Linked DNA regions of Homo sapiens: region 1 is linked to region 2. A link is an interaction called in ENCODE POLR2A ChIA-PET data of the cell type or tissue named here. Cell type or tissue: CD4-positive, alpha-beta T cell. All regions are shown on one strand. Each heading gives the region's core, and the rest is flanking DNA. Links, peaks and the distances in the headings are about the cores only.

Evidence for each region. Peaks named below come from ENCODE experiments on the same cell type or tissue, not always from the same donor. Only the 100,000 strongest peaks of a DNase experiment are listed, where the experiment ranks them.
Region 1: POLR2A ChIA-PET joins it to region 2 with 14 read pairs; 16 of 35 experiments call an interaction of 5 or more read pairs at or near these places.

What each region holds. Positions count from the first base shown.
Region 1 is chr1:181,100,628-181,108,957 of GRCh38, forward strand. No RefSeq gene overlaps it. Among named protein-coding and RNA genes, the nearest start is that of IER5, 16 kb to the left of the region's middle. RefSeq lists silencers at 4,313-4,372, 4,393-4,882, 5,143-5,192 and an enhancer at 4,726-5,620. In CD4-positive, alpha-beta T cell, for the core only: CTCF peaks have their summits at 4,362 and 4,565; DNase peaks (open chromatin) are centred at 4,184 and 4,814; H3K4me3 peaks cover 1,555 bases; H3K27ac peaks cover 688 bases.
Region 2 is chr1:181,154,915-181,163,244 of GRCh38, forward strand. No RefSeq gene overlaps it. Among named protein-coding and RNA genes, the nearest start is that of LINC01732, 15 kb to the right of the region's middle. RefSeq lists an enhancer at 4,731-4,850 and a silencer at 5,439-5,733. In CD4-positive, alpha-beta T cell, for the core only: no CTCF peak of the experiment used is centred there; DNase peaks (open chromatin) are centred at 4,827, 5,117 and 6,677; H3K27ac peaks cover 1,111 bases.

The DNA.
Region 1 (8,330 bases), core at 137-8,136, 54 kb before region 2:
CTTAGTCTGTTCTCCATTTCGCGTCAAAGCCCCCCTCACCCCCACCCCAGCCCTACCTTATAACTAATGGATTACTCATCTGACAGTACAGTTTTGGTGATGTTATCAGTCTCTGACTCAAAAGCCTCTAATAACTTCCCATATTCTCTATGAACTCCTCTGCCTGCCAGTCAGCCTTTCATTTAGCCATCATTTATTGTCTACTTTGTGTCAGGCACTGGGTACAAAGATGAGTAAGGAAGTTGATATCTAGAGGGAAGAGGGATGAAAAATGGATCATTACAATCCAGGGTTAATACTACTGTGATATAGGAATACTGATGAGGAATACTTAACCCAGACAGAGTGTGAGGGAAGGGTTCCTGCGAAGAGGAGGTTATTTCTGCGCTGAGTCGCAAATGGCAAATTGGACTTAGCCAAGTAGGGAATAAGGGGGAAATCATTCCAGGCAGATAGAGCTGCATGTGCAAAGGCCCTGAGGCCTTGAGAGCTGGTAGGAGCTGAACATCACAAATGCTTCCTTCCTTCTGTTTGGAGCACGGGTGTGAAGAATGGCCCTGAGGATTAAGAGGGGTCAGATTGCAAAACACTGGGCATGCCATGGAAGGGGGTTTGGTTTCACCTTAAAAGATGTGAGGGAGCCAAGGAAGGCTTTTAAGTGGGGCAGGGGAGCATGGTCCAGTTAGAGGGCTGTTCAATAATGCAGGTGAGAAATGATTGGGGCCAATAGCAACAGTGGCACTTCTCCTGAGGCATCTATCGTACATTGCCTTGTTATTTGTGTACATATTTTAAAATTTCCTGAAATGTCTTACCTCTCTTATTCTCACCAAGTTGTAAACTCTTTGAAGATAAGTGCTAGACCTTAATCTTTTCTATGTCAAAACCTTTTCTGCCAGGATCTGCTCTGGTATCAGCAGAACCAGAGACAGTGAAAAAATGGGGACTAGCCTAGAAGCAGTAGGCAAGAGGGAGCTCCCCAGCCAAAAGAGAGAAAGGAATGTGAGGTTTCTTTTCACTCCGACCCCACACTTCCTGCAGCCCAGCTGGGTTCCCGCTCTAGTTTCTGAGAAGCAAGGTCTGAGTCACCTCTTTCTTCCTAAACTCCCCTCTTCCCCAAAGGGATTGGAAGGCTGGAGGGGTACTGAGTAGGAAGGATAGCAGGCAGCACCATCTGATTCTATCCCCTTCTTGCCATACAGACAAACGGCAGCGATACTGACAATGGCCAAGCCCTGAAGACCCTAGCCAGAATGTAACGTCCACCTCTCATCCCTGGGACCCGGCTTCCACTGGGGTGGAATTTCGCTTGGAGAGTAGGCAGAGGGGGGTGAAATTAGCCTTGAGAAGCTGGGTGGGAGGTGTGGGGAGGAGGGCTTGAGGGAAGGCAGGGAGTGGAATCAAATAATTTGAACCACTTCTCGGGTTACCGGGCTCTTCCCTGTCTTTCTGGTAATTGCTTGTTTACTCACTTCCTGGTTCTCAGAGGCTGTTGGACTCCTGCTGTTCTGGGAGTTGTGGGCTTACCTGACCCCCCTCCTCCCCACACCTTCTCCACTGTATAGAACCTACTGGGAAGGAACAAAGACCAGAGTTCAAGTCCTAATGAGGTCTCCAGTGAGGCAGAGATGATAGTCTTCATTTGGTACCAGGCAGAGAGATGCTGAAATCCCAGAACCAGCCCTTAAATTGGCTGTTGGCCTGGTACTCAGAATGAGTACCCCTGGGAGGTGGGCAAGCTTCTGGAACCTGGTTTCTGGGAGAGGGGCTCTAAGTGCAAGGGCCCTACTGGGCCTATTTTGTCCCTAACCTACAGTCCCTCCCCAAGAGAGCATCTGAGTGCTGTGATTTAATAAATAATAAAAGTCAGAGTAAGGATATATGATATACACAAATACGCATATTGTACCCATAAAGAAAACAGTAGACAAATAAATCCTCCTATCTGACTATAACTGGTAAGAGCTTGTACAAATGTTCCCAAAAGGAGACAGATATTAGCCCCTTCATTAGTTAAGGTCCTTATCTGCATTTCTATGGTGAGGGATGATCATGTATTCATTTAAGTATGACTCTGTGCCTCTGGAGACAGAGATTCTGCGAAAACATTGATTAGGGGTAGGACCTTGCTAGAAAAAGTCATAGGTGTGCAATTCATATCTTCTAATTAAAGCACATTATCACTTACTTACAAATGGTTAGGGCTTTAATAAACTAACCCCTTAGGAGACCCTAGCTAGGTCCAAAAACAAAGATAATTTTCTATAGAAGGGTCAACATAAAACTAATGGAAGAGTTTACTATTGCTTTTCCTTAGGCACATTAGGTCCTTAAGGACTCTTAGCCTTGATCTCTAAGTTCAGGTCTCCCCTTTGGCCAGGGCCCTAGGGAGGCCATGAGTCCTTGGGAAAGTGAAAGCAAAGCTGAATCTCCAATGGCATCTGGGACATCTCTGCCCCTTCCTTCTCTGTACTGTACCCTATCCTCAGCAGCACTTGTGGCTCCCCCAAAGCCATGTTTTCCCAGTCTTCCCCTGCCTGGGCCACCCTTCCCATTTACCTGCTGGGCCAATGAATCCTTGCAGACTTTTCTACTTGATGTAATGATTTGTTCACGTTTCTTTGCTTGACCAGACTGTACCCTCTCCACCTCTAAATCATATTCATCTCCTTATCCCTCGAATCTAGCCCAGAACCTGGCAGATGCTAGGGACTAGATGTTGTCTGGGGAGACTCTAGTTCTAGTTCAGTCATTCACAATCTGTGTGACTTTCAGCAGGCCTTTTAATCTTTTTGTTTCTTAGCTTCTTCATTTTAAAATAAATCTTGCCAATTCCAACTTACACGGTTACAAATTAAAAATGAGACAACTGTGGAAGTGCTGAACAAAACGCCAGGTGGTGGAGGTGGTAGGAGGGGCGCTTAGCTCCAAGCGAAGACATATTTGTCTTAGTCTGCTCTGGCTGCCATAACAAAATATCACAGAGTGGTTTAAGCAAAAAAATGTATTTCTCATAGTTCCGGAGCCTGGAAATCTGAGATCAGGGTGCCAGCATGGTCAGGTTCTGTTGAGGGCTTTGTTTCTGGCTTGCAGATGGCCGCCTTCTTGCTGTACCCTCACATGGCAGAGGAGAGAGCGAGCTCCTAAAGACCCTATTTCCAGATATAGTCACATTAGGGGTTAGAGCTTCAACACATATGAATTTTGGGGAAGCATATCCATTCCACAGCAATGCTGAAGGAGATTCATCAGCACATAGCCCTTCAGTCCTGTTCCCACCTCCTACAGCTTGCAAATCTGAAGCACCCCACCAACTCCGTATTGCAACTACAGTAATCATGACTTGTATACCAATTTATAGATGTTTCAATAACTAAAGCATTTGTATAACATATCCTATGGCTTACGAAGAATATTTCATACAGTCTAATCTCATTTTCACAACTATCATCTCACAGATGAGAAAAGCAAGGCCCCAATGGCCAGCCCAATCTTATTTCCAGGTCCTTTAACTGTATACCTTCAAACTCTTTAGGCCACACCAAAGTACTCGGTTGTAACCACTTCAAAGAAAACAGGGCTCTAAGAGCTGGTGAAGTCTAAACTCTTCAGTTCCTCCACTGTGACCACAGCTGACCGTCTTTACTTGTTCTATTCGCTCCCATATGAATCCTTTCTTTGTGCTCTAGAATTTTATGGAGTGGAAAATATATATGGAACGAGACAACATTCTTAGAGGAAAGGACTTTACAAATGCGAAGTATTAATATTTTGTTTGATATGGGCACTATTTTCAAAGGACCCTGCATACTTTCTGTGTTTCTTTGGGATGCCCTGCCCACCCAGGACAACTGAAGGAGCCGCTCTGGTTTTAATTGCAGCAATTCACCAGACAGTTTAGAACTTTCTACGTGCCAGGGCCTCTGTCCCCTGCAAAAGCTCACATTCCAAACAAGTCAGGTGTAGGCTCCGCTCCTAGAGAGGGACGGTGTGAACAGAGCTAACTGGGTCGGCCTCTCTCCTTCCGACCTCCTACTCCCCTCCCAACACCTCCTCGCCCAGAACGTCTCAATTCTGACCCAGACACCCTGGGAGGCCGAGAGGCTCCTTTTGGATCTGCAATACACCCTCCTCACCACAACCAACAGACAAAACGCGCGAGTGCCGTGCAAGGTGGAAACCCTTCCCTCCGGGGGGCGATCGCCCCAGTAGGGTGAAGCAGGCCTCTTTGTTCACGGGATGCCTCGCTAGCAAGCCGGCGGCGGGGGCGTTCCCTGGACCGTGAGACCCCGGCTCCCGAGGACGCCTCCCGTGCCGCCGCTTCCCTCAAGCCCAGTGCCGCCAGCGGCCAGAGCTCCGGATTCCTGCCGCCCCCAGCCCACCGGCAAGAGCTGGCTTCATTTTCCCAGTCCCCCTTTCATCTGGCCGCACAGGCAGAGCACCGTCCGCTAAGGTCTCCTCCCATCCCAGCAGGAAGGGCGGGGAGACCCGCGGAGGATTTAAAGGGGCGCGGAGGTCAGGAGGGCTGGGGGCGGCTCCGCGGAGAAAATGGGGCGCGCTCGTCCTCTCCCGCAGCCTCGGCCGCCGCGAAGCTTCCTCCCAGCTCCCGCCTTTCCGGGCCCGGCGGGCCGAGGGGGAAGGGAGGCTTCCTGCGCCGGCGCCCGCGGCTGCCCCAGTGAGGTCCCGCCCGAGAGCAGGCCCAGGCGGGGGCTGGGCGCGCGGCGCGGCGCTGCGGGCTGGAGGGCGGGGGCGGGGCCCGCCGCTTTTAGAGTCACCTCCCGCGCGCCGCGGCCGCCGTTGCCAGGGTGACCGGGGGAGCTCCGTTGTGGGGAGGCGGCCGCGGCGGGTACCGGTGGGCGGAGCTCAGCGGGCGGGGCGGGGCGGGGCGGGGGCGGGGGGAGCTTCCTCGTCGTCATGGGAACGGCGCAGTTATTTCCAGCCCCCGGGCCGTGCCAGTGGCGCGGTGCCAGGATGCGAGAGTATTGCAGGACAGCGGCAATCTGCTGCGACCTGGGACATAACAATGCGCCCCTTCTGCAGCGCTGGGCCCGCCGGCGAGAGGTCTCGCTGGTCTGAGGGGCTGGGGCCGCCCCCGCGCGTCGTGTCTCCTCTCGGCGCTCTTCGGCTCGGAGCCTGGCGGCTCAGCGCGCTCCCGGCTGCACGTGCTGCCCCCGCCGCCGCCCACGCCAGACAAAGCGGGGCCCTCCCGGGCGTGTTTCCTAGGCGCCCCCTTCCCTCGATGAACCCTTTGATTTCTTCCTTCTTCTCTCTCACTTCGTTCCAGCCCCCTCAACTGCCTCCTGGAGCGCCTTTTTTGTGTGCTCGCCATCTCACGTTTGGCCCTCTCTCCAAAGCTCTGCCTTCACGAACGCCTCCATTTGACCTTCCCCCTCCGCCACTCTCTGGTCTCCTTTGGTAGCTTTATCATTACATTTGATGGAAGGGCGACTCTCCCCTCTCCTATTTTCAGCTCCACATTACCTTTTGTATTGTCCTCTCCCCTTCCTATTGGCATCTTCTTTCTGTCCTTGCCCTTTTCAAGACTCTTCCAGAAACTCTCTTGATGTCTCTGCCTCTTTTCACGGTTTCCTTTCCACTTTTTCTTTTCTCTCTGGGCTGTGGGACAGCAGAAGGGAGATTGCAAATGGCTACCTAGATTGAGTGCCCCTTTTACCTCACTGACGCCATCCTTTTTTCTGTCACCTTGAGGTCACATTATTTGGGCACCTTGATGAGGCTTTGGGGATTCTACTGCCGTTGCTGCCATTAGCAGTCTCTTTGCTTGGAAGCTTAAATGAAGGAAATTTCTGGGAACTGGTCAAAGACTCCTGAAATGCACCTTGAGGACTAAACATCTCTCTCCCTCCATCTCTGCTTGGTTACTCTGGTTTGTTTCGAACACCGGCTGCTTCTTCCCACTTCTTGACTCCCTGCACCCCTACCCGCCCCCCCAGCAATCACATTGTTCATCCCTTTGGCACCAGCCCTAGAGAGGAAAGGGTAGGTCCTCCTCTCCAGGAAGGAAGGTGGGGCAGAGTAGCTCCCGCAGGAAGGGAAGGAAAAAGGAGGGAAGGAAGGAAGTGGCCAACAGAAGGTGGAATCCGGTGGGAGGACTTTTCATTGTTTGAACGTCTTTCCTTTTTAGCTCTGCAAAGTCAAGCCCAAGGCCATCTCACCAAGGTTCTGCTGCCATCTCCCAGAACCCCAGCTAGGACTCCCTTGCCAGAGGCTGGAGGGGGCTGAGGTTTTGGTGGACATATTTAAGTGAAGTGGGCAGAGTTTCATGTATGCTGCAAATTGTAAGCACTTACATTTTTAATGTATCCATCTTCTGTTTCTTTTCTGTCCAACAAAGTCAGCTTTTATCTTCCCTTTTCTCCAGGGGGAAAAAAAAAAAGAAAAACTCCAGGGTAGAATTATGCCTCAGGTAAGGAAAATGTATCTACCATTTCCTGAGGACCTTCTACCTGTGAATCTGCTCTTATGTTCTGTAATACTTTACATTTGCATAGGGCTTTTTTCCCTGAGTTTTAAAGGGAAAGGCTGAGTTTTAAAGTTAGTGGGTAAAAGGAACCAAGTAGGGTTGCGATAAGGGTTGAGATGAAGTAGTGGAAATGGGAGCTCTTTAAAACTAAATACTCATGAATACTGCTCTCCAATATTTCCCCACCTTTTTTGTAGCCTAGGCTTAGGGCCAAATGCAAGCCCCAAGAACACAGGCAAGGAAGTGCTTTTGTCCTTTCTAGGCATGTGATCCAGTACCAAAGATGCTTAGTTATGAACGAAGAGAAGTTTGTGGTATGACTATTCTTTTGCATAGTGTATCTTTGCATCTCCATTCACTTAATACCCGAATACCTAGAAAACTGCCAGCCAGGCTTTGGTTCATTGTCAGTGTCTTGTTCCTTGAAAGCCCTAGAAGGACAAAAAAATTAGCTATGCTTTGGAAGACTTTGTCTGAAACCTACACTAGGTTTCAGACAAGGTCATCCAACCTTCTGGATTAGTTAACTGTGTCCTGAACACTGAGCAGAGGCCAGAGGGAGTGGGGTTTTGTTTTTCTCATCCTGGGGAAGCTCATCCTTGTGCTCTGCAAGTGTGTGCTCTGGGGAGAGAGTGTTATCAACACTTCCATGGTGTGGGATGGGGTGGGGGTCAGGAAGGGGGCCAACAACTTTAGAAGGCTTTCTTTTGTTTTCTGTTTTAAGTTGCTGTCTTGGTGATGGGAAGATATGAAAGGGTGGACACCTGGCTGTTGGAGTTGGGACAAGTATGAGCAGAGCTGTGGGGCTTGGCTTCCTTTCCTACTGGCTCATTTCCCCGGGGAGGGGAAGATAGTGGTCTAGAGGGAATTTGCTATCCCTTTCAATCAGCAAACGGACCTGCAAGCCAGTTTGCCTGGGCACTTAGGGCACTGAGTTTGGGGCACCTCAGGGAGCTTATACTCTCCCAGAAAACACAAGCCCTGCAAACAGTTCTCTGGTCATTGTGTGGAGCAGGTGTGGGATGCAGAGGTAGGGCAGATTCCCCGTAAATAGAAGACAGGATTTTCTCATAAACAGAGGTCTCAACTATGAGGGGGAGCTGGGCTTCCTTAGGCATTCCTAGTTATGGAGATGGTCGAGGAGCCTGGGCTGGAAGTTAGCCTGTCAGAAATTCTGCAGCGTTGTGTTTCTGTGCTGGGTAGGGGTGAACTGATGGCCCACATGGTCCCGTCTGACTTCAAGATTCTGCAATTTTGAAATATACTAATGATCCTAGGCAGCATGTGATGAATAGCTTGAGCTTTACTAGGGATTCCATTCATCAAATATTTATTGAGTGTGTACTTTGTACTGCAGCTCTGCTAGACGCTGTAGGAGATTCAGAGGTATGAACAATAGGGTTTAAGATCTTTGCAGAGGCCGCTAACACTTGGAATACAGTGAGGCAGGAAGGGGGTTCCAGGCCAGAATGAGTGGTCCTGCCCCACATTACCACCCCATCAAAACCAGACAGTCAGCATTCTCTTAACACCAGTGCCCTGTGATTTGTTTCTTCCTGAGATGCTGGTTTCAAAGATTTCCAGGGACTTTGATCTGCAGGATGGGGGCAGAAGAGAGAAACCGTGTTAATCCAGAGAGAAAGGCAGAGCGTGTGGGGTTGTGTCTCTAAGGGTGAACGCTGAGTGAGGATAGAGTCCCTCCTGTCAGGATGTGCCAGGATGGGGCAGGCATGAGAACCGGGAAGAAAATGAGGTGGAAATGAATGGGCCCCTGTAGGAGGAGGTAATGAGGTGAATCAGAAAAATCTGTCACTGAGATCCAGGAAGCGACTGGGAGGTTTACTCT
Region 2 (8,330 bases), core at 309-8,308:
ATCTTGGCTTACTGCAACCTCCATCTCTTGGGCTCAAGCGATCCTCCCACCTCAGCATCCTGAGTAGCTGAGATCACAGGCATGCCACCATACCTGGCTAATTTTTGTATTATTATTATTTTTTGAGATGGAGTCTTGCTCTGTCAGCCAGGCTGGAGTGCAGTGGCATGATCTTGGCTCACTGCAACCTCTGCCTCCCAGGTTTGAGCAACTCTTATGCCTCAGCCTCCCGAGTAGCTGGGATTACAGGTGTGCACCACCACATCCAGCTAATTTTTCTATTTTTAGTAGAGATGAGGTTTTTGCCACATTGGCCAGGCTGGTCTTGAACTCTTGGGCTCAAGTGATCCACCTGCCTCAGCCTCTCAAAGTGCTGGGATGACAGGTGTGGGCCCCCATGCTGGCTGAGGGTGTTTCTATGTGAGATTAGTGTTTGAATTGGTAGATTGTAAAGCAGACTGCCCTTCCTGATGTGGGTGAGCCTCTTCCAATTCATTGAAGGCCTGAATGGATCAAAAAGGCAGAATAAGAGAATCTTCTCTCTCTCTCTCTACCTATCTTTGAGCTGGAACATCAATCTTCTCCTGTCTTCAGACTCAGACTTGGACTGGAACTTAAATCATAAGCAATCGTGGTTCTCAGGCCCTCAGACTTGGACTGGAATGACATCATCAGTTCTCCTGGGTCTCCAGGTTGCTGACTGCAGATCTTACAAATTCTCATCCTCCATAATTGTGTGAGCCAATTCCTCATAACAATTTAATACATATCTACATAGATATCCGATTAGTTATGTTTCTCTGGATAACTCTGATTAATATGCATAGTCTTATAATGAATTAATAAAAAATTAAACAGGAATGAGAAAATGAAATAAGCATCCAATGGAAGTAGTTAGAAAAAAGGCAATAAATGTCAAGAAAGCAGAAAGGAATTAATAAATGTTAAAACAGAAATCAATTAATTAAAAAACAAAAATATTTTATAATTGATAAACTGATACATAATAAATATATTCAAAATAAAATTCTTTGAAAAAACAGTAAGATTTCTAAATTGTCAGCTAATCCTCTTGAGAGAAAAGAAAAGAGGAAGCACAAATAAGAAATGCTAAGGGGTACTCGAGAGGCTGAGGTGGGAGAATCACTTGAGCTCAGGAGTTCAAGGTCAGTCTGAGCAACACAGCGAGATGCTGTCTCTAAAAAAATTAAAAAAAAAAATAGCCAGGTGTGGTGGTGTGTGACTGTGGCTCCAGCTACTTGGGAGGCAGAGGAAGAAGGATCACTTGAGCCCAGGAGTTCAAGGCTGCAGTGAGTTATGATCATGCTATTGCCTAGTTGACAGAGCAAGACCCTGCTCTTAAAAAATAAAAGAAAAAAAGAAATACCAACGGGACAATAACTACAGATAAAGGAAATTAAAAGAATCCTTAGGGACTATTTTGCTGAACTACATGTAAGAAAATTTAAAAACTTATGTAGTTAAGAATTAACCTTACCCAAAGAGAGGTTTGGCTTTTGTCCTGGCTCCTGGAAGGTAAGCTCTGGACCCTTGGAATGTCCTGCCTGATAAGAGTATCTTTGTCTACCTGGGAGCCTTAGGCCACCCTGGATAGTCAAATCCCATGTGATTTATGATGGGAGCTGGGGGCACATGGTATCTGTTCTACCTCCTGTGGGTCCAGAGAGGAAAGGTCAGCCCCATGGACAGTCAATTATGTCTGTGTTCTTGAGCCCCAGTAAAAACTCCGGACACAAAGGCTCAGGTGAGCTTCTCTGTTTGGCAATACTCTGTGTGTATTGTCACACATTGCTGCCGGGGAAAGCAGCATTTTCCATGGCTTCGCAGGGCGAGGGCAACTGGAAGCATTGTGCTTGGAACTTTCCTGGAGTCTGCCCTAAGTGCCTCTTCTCTTGCCTGATTTTAATCTGTATCCTTTGTCTATAATAAACCATTAACCACAATGTAACAGCTTTTAGTGAGTTATGTGAGTCCTGGCAAATTATTGAAACTGAGGGTGGTCAGTTTCAACTTTGTAAAGCCTGACATATTGGATACTTTTCTGGGAAAATATAATTTGCCAAAAACTGACTCAACATCATAGTCAATATCAGTTTTGCCTTAGTTAACCTATAAATTAAAAGAAATCCCAAGAAACCTAACAGTTCATATGAAAAAAGAAGCAATGAAAATCAATGGGAAATGAGCCCTACAAGATATACTGTAATGCATATTATAAACCTACAATAAATAAAATAGTGTAGGACATCTTGGAGTTGGAATGAGATAAGACGTCCAGAAATAAACCAAAACTTATTGGGAGTTTAGCTTCTGATAATGATGGCATTTCAAATCATTCAGGAAAAGAAATGAATTATTCAATAAATGGTGTTGAGACAACTGGGTAGCCATCTGGAAAAAAATTAAGTTGGATTCAGATCTCACTTCTTATATTAGGATACATACCAGGAGAAGTCAGTGATTTAAATGTTTCAAAATGATAGAAACAAGTTTGGGAGAGTAAAAAAGGATCTAATGACCATGTTGGAACAGGGAAGAACTTCCAAAGTATGACACTAAAAACAGAAGCCATAGAGAAAAAAACAATAACTTCTATTGCATTAAAATTATGCATGGGAAAAAGAACAAAAGTCAGTTCAGAAGAGTAATGTCAAACCAGAAAAATTATGCTAATATTCCTAATGCATAATGACCTTCTCTTCATCAACAAGAAAAATGACATACTATACAGTAAGAACATTTGCAAAAGGTATGAACAGAGAGTTCGTAGAAAAAGGAACACAAGTGTTTTATGAACATATACAAAGCTGCTTCACATTACTCATAGTAAGAGAAATAGTAAAATAAAACAACAGAGATAGCATTTATCATTTTTTACTTAACAAATTGACAAAAGATTAAAAATTTGTTTATATACTGTTGGTGAAGGTATGAAGAACAGAAACTCTTATACGTTGCCGACGGGACACTAAATCTATACAGCCTATATAGGTGACAAAAATGACAAATGTACACACCTGTTGTTTAGCTTTCTACTCCTAGCAATTTATCCTAGTCACTTTTGGACAAAATGAAGTATGTACCAAGTTATTCACTGCAACATTGTTTGAAAGAGTAAAAGACTGGAAACCTTTTAAATGTCTATCAGAAAAGCAGCAACTAAATCAGTTCTTGTATGTTGAGGCAATGTAATACTATGCAGCTCTAAAAAAATTAAGATTAGTTCATCTTTAATGCAAGTAAAAAAAAAAAAAGGAAGTTTTGTTTTGTTTTGTTTTGAGATGGAGTCTCACTCTGTCCCAGGCTGGAGTGCAATGGCATGATCTTAGCTCACTGCAACCTCCACCTCCTGTATTCAAGCTATTCTCCTGCCTCAGCCTCCCGAGTAGCTAATTTTTGTATTTTTTTAGTAGAGATGGGGTTTCACCATGTTGGCCAGGCTGGTCTCGAACTCCTGACCTCATGATCCACCCACCTCGGCCTCCCAAAGCATTGGGATTACAGGCGTGAGCCACCTTGCCCGGCCCTCGAAGGAAGTTCTTTATGTACTGATATGGGAATAACCTCCCAGATACACTTCACAGTGAAAAAATAAGGTGCAGAACAGTGTGTGCAAAAGTGTGCTATCATTTCTGTAGAATGGGAAAGAACATATGTGACAGTGAGAGCTGATATATAGTGTTGAACCTCCCTTGTGAGGTAGGTACCACAATTATGTCCTGTTCTGTGGATGAGGGTAACTGGGGCACAGAGAAGCTGTCCAAGGTCACATACTAACTGGTGAGGGACAGTGCTACGTCTTGAACTCAGGCAGTCTGGCTTCAGAATTTTTACTCTCATTACTACATCATGTTCTTTTGTATGTATACCTGGGCATATTTGTTTGTATTTTCATAAACTATCTCTGGGTGATTAAGAGAAACTATGGGAAGGGGATATTTCACTGTATTTCCTTCTGTGCATATGACTACTGGGTCACATGAAATATTATCTATATATTTTTTAAAAATTCAATAAACGTATGATTAGGAGCAGGGTGCAGGGGAGGGGGATATGTTGCTTAGGACCTGAGTTCCCTAAGGCAGTTGTAAAATTCCAGCCTGGGTACCAGGGGCAGAAGGTCTCCGCCTGCTGTGCTGGCTACACTGTGTGGCCTCACCATGGCTCTGATCCACTCATAGGGCTCTTGCATGAATGGTGGGTGAAGGTGAGCCAGGAGATGCCCAGGTCCTGCCTACTGGAGGGCTGTGCCAGCCCACCTTGTCTTATTCTGATTCTGGGGTCCAGGGTCAAGGAGGTGGTCAGCAGGCTGGACCCTGCACTTGGGCCTTTGGTGTGATCCAAGGCCATTGTCCCCACACCCTGGGGCTATCAGTTTACCTGCTGGGCTTGCTTGGGCATCTCAGGACAGTGGGATGGGATGGGGCAGGGTCTATTTTTGGTGGTGCCCATAATGGGTTCCTGCACAGGAGCATGTTCCTGGGAACAGAGGTGCTGCAAGCAGGAGCACCTTCAGGTTTTCAAGCACTTGGACTTCGCTTCAGCTCCAGATAAGAGGCCTACACAGCAGTGCGAGGGAGTCACCCATGGCCACAGAGAGGGCTGTGGGGCTTCCTTTCTGACATACACTCATCTGAAGAGAATTTCCTTTCTCTGCCCTCCCCTTTCTTTGCTTGTCTGGGCACAGCCTGGCGCTGCTGTGTGATGAGTTGGTGCCAGGTGTTCAGAGGCCACCCCTCCCCAGTGGCTGGCCTCCTCCTCCATCTGTGATGAAGGAACCAGAATACCTGCAACAACCACGCAAACTCACAACCACAACTGCCACAAACCACACAACAACCATAGCTGCAACAACCACAGCCATTTGACCACACACCACAAGTGCAGTAACTACCAGAACTGCAGCAACCACACAAGCCACAACAGCAGCAACCACAACACCCGCACAACCACACATCCACAGGGGCCATTAGCTGCTGTTTACCAAATGCGTACTTTGCTCTCACTTAAGACCCTGAGATGCAGTCCCGCAGCCTCCTGCTGTAGATCAGTGGAGGCTGAGGAGGTTGGGTGACTTCCGAAGACTGTCAGGCAGGAATGGGTGGGGCTGGTCTTTGGCTCAGAGACCTTGCTCCTTGGAGGGAAGGTGTGGTCCTTTGAGGACTTCCGTGTCAATTTGGCTGTAAGCCCTCGAGGTGGAAGCTCTTTCTAGTTTCCTTTTCCAGTGGGTGCCCTGAGATGCTTGGCTCCGAACTATGAGAATAAGTGGGCCTCCCTGTGTAAAGGGGTTGGGAGCAACAGGCTTGTTTTCCTCTCGTCCCAGTTCTCATTTTCTGTGGCACCTCATGTGGGAGTTCAGTCAGGCTGGTGGAAAAAATTTTAGATGGAGTTATAGGATATAGACACAAATCTTCTTGGAAGGCTGGGGAGTTCTGCATAGCTTCAGATAGTTTGGCTGAAGGCAGCCAGATTCTCTTTTCAGGAGCCTAAGAGCTTAGGGCGCAGATACAAAGGCATATAAGGGAGTTTATCTAAATAGCATGTTTACACATGTGGTCCTAAGACTAACCTTTGACCATTCGTGGGCAGGATGGCTGTCTTTGGGGGAGGGCAACCAGATTAATTACCCATAGGTGTGTTGACTCAAAGCCTTTGTCATTTAATGTGTGCTGGATAAATGCTGGCAGGACCAGCTAGTTGAGGCCACGGCTGCTACTCTTTACAGCACCTTCCTTGGTGTTTGTGAGGGGCCCAGACCCTTAACTGGACTGACAAGCAGAATATCTGTGTCACTGTACGTTATTCATCCATCGTTGGGTCAGGGTCTGTGGGACAGACCCCCACAACCTCCCACTGGGGAGCAGGCCTCTGGCCTCCTGAAAGCCAATTTCCCAAAGGCCACTTTCCTCCCACCATGCAGTCACAGCTGTATACCTGCTGGTCCACCCTGCTGCCTTGGGGGTCCCGTGAAGGCCGGCTCTGTCTTTCTAGCTTTGCGCCTCTGTGCTCTGTGCAGGGCCTGGCATTTAGCAAGTGGTCTGGCAATGAAGGAAAGAACTTCCCTAGAAGGTTGTAGGGGTCCCCAGATCTTTGTGGCTCACTGTCACGAGTATTTCCAGGTGGATATTTGAGCAGCAGACTGTCATTGGGAAGCAGGGCCTGGGCTCTGGGCCGCATTGGACAAGCAGTTTCTGCTAGCCAGAATCTGCTAGCTTTCTCTCCTGGGTACCGGGGAGGTACTGGGCACAGTGGGCTGAGGCCTGTGGCAAGCTGGGCACAGTCATGGTTCTTTCAGTTTCTGTTTCCTATTAGGGACTGACAATGGAATTAAGGGGCATGGAGAAGAGTGAGGCAGATGGTCCATGCTTCTGGAGAGCTCCGAGGACCTAGATGTTGGGTGTAGGGGGCGCTGGAGGGGATATCAGAGGAGCCATGAGGGGGTCGCAAAGGAGAGGCAGGGAGCGGGTTGGGGTCAGAGTTTGAAGCCAGCTATCAGAGGAGGGAGGGCGCTGGTGGCCTTGCATCATGTGTGGGGTGGAGAGCACAGCCCAGGAAAAACAGTGATGGGGGAAGGAAGGGGTGAGGTGAGGCTGAAAGAAGACGCAAGCTTCTGCTAAGGAGGCTGGGTTTTATGTAATAAGCAACTGGGAGTCATGAGCACCGGAAGATGATGCAGTCCACACGTGGCCACTCAGGAAGACAGCTGCATCTTCTGTGAGGAGGCCTGGGGAGAGCTGTCACCCGGGCAGGATGGTCTACACAAGGTCTGCTGCAAACTCGGGTGCTAGCCTGGGTAGTGGCTGAGAAAATGAGCAGCTGGGACACCAGACGAGCTGGGCTGGGAAGGACGAGGCTGTGTGGTGCATCACCAGCCAGATGCCTGGGGTTGCAGGCTGGGAGTGGGGAAGGTGTGCCCAGGATTTAGAGGACACTGGGGGTGGAGAAGTGGGGGCAAGGGACAGGGGGAGAAGGAGAGGGGATAAGGAGAAATGCATTCTAGATCCAAGAGAATAAGATTTAACAGCAAACTTACTTTGTTCAGTTCATTTCCACATGAGGCTGTGCAAGTGAGAAATGAAGTGTCTCCTCATTACTCTTAATTCTGTCAGTGTTAGGAAGCAAGAAGACTCCCCTCTTCCAGTCCTGGGGGTTGTTAGTTATGCTGAAAAGCACCCTGTGCTCTTTTTTGATTTCAGAGAAGGGGTACATTTTCCTCCAAGGAAGGGGGAGCCAGTTCCGGGACCTATCAGACCAGCACCTCTGAGGTTTGCTAAAGTATTTGCCTGGCTGTTCAGAGGCCCTAGTAACACAGTCAATTAACACATAATTTGTTTTATTTATTTATTTAGAGATGGGATCTTGCTCTGTTGCCCAGGCTGGAGTACAGTGGCATGATCTCAGTTCACTGAAACCTCAACTTCCTGGGCTCAAGTGATCCTCCTGTCTCAGTCTCCTGAGTAGCTGGGATCACAGGTGTGAGCCACCATGCCTGGCTAATTTTTTTGTGGACATGGGGTTTCACTATGTTGCCGAGGCTGGTCTTGAACTCTGGAGCTCAAACAATCTACTTGCCTTGGTCTCCCAAAGTGCTGGGATTATGGGCATGAGCCACCACACCTGGCCATAATTTGTATGTGTATTATAACTATATTCATACAATAAAGTAAGCTAGAGAAAGGAAAATGTTATTATGAAAGTTGTAAGTGAGAGAATACATTTACTATTCATTAGGTAGACGTAGATCATCATAAAAGTCTTTACCCTCATAGCCTTTACATTAAGTAGGCTGAGGAGGTGGGAGAGAAGGGGTTGGTCTTGTCTTGGAGTGGCAGAGGCAGAAGAAAATCTGCATATAAGTAGGCCCAAGCAGTTCAACCCCATGTTGTTTAAGGGTCAACTGTATTTCAAATGAGGAAAGCTTGGGCTAGACTTAGAGAAAGGTAAGCAGGAGAAAAGTAATCATTAGCATGAAATACCTCTGAATTAGAATGCTGTCCACCTCCTCCCTGTCAAACAGCTGTGTGTACCTGGCTCAGGCCCCCTATTATTGTTCTCAAGTGTCAATAAAATTCCATCTGTACCTTCACTGGCTCCTTATCTTCATATAGACCCAGATTTTTGTGCATGCATCTTAGCTCAGATTGCTATAAGAGAATACTAAACTGGGCAGCTAAAGCAACAGACATTTACTTGTTTCTCACAATTTTCAGGATGGAAGTCTGAGATCAGGATACCAACATGTTCAGGTCTGGTAAGGGCTCTCTTCCTGGCTTGCAGACAGCCACCTTCTTGCTGTATCCTCAAATGAC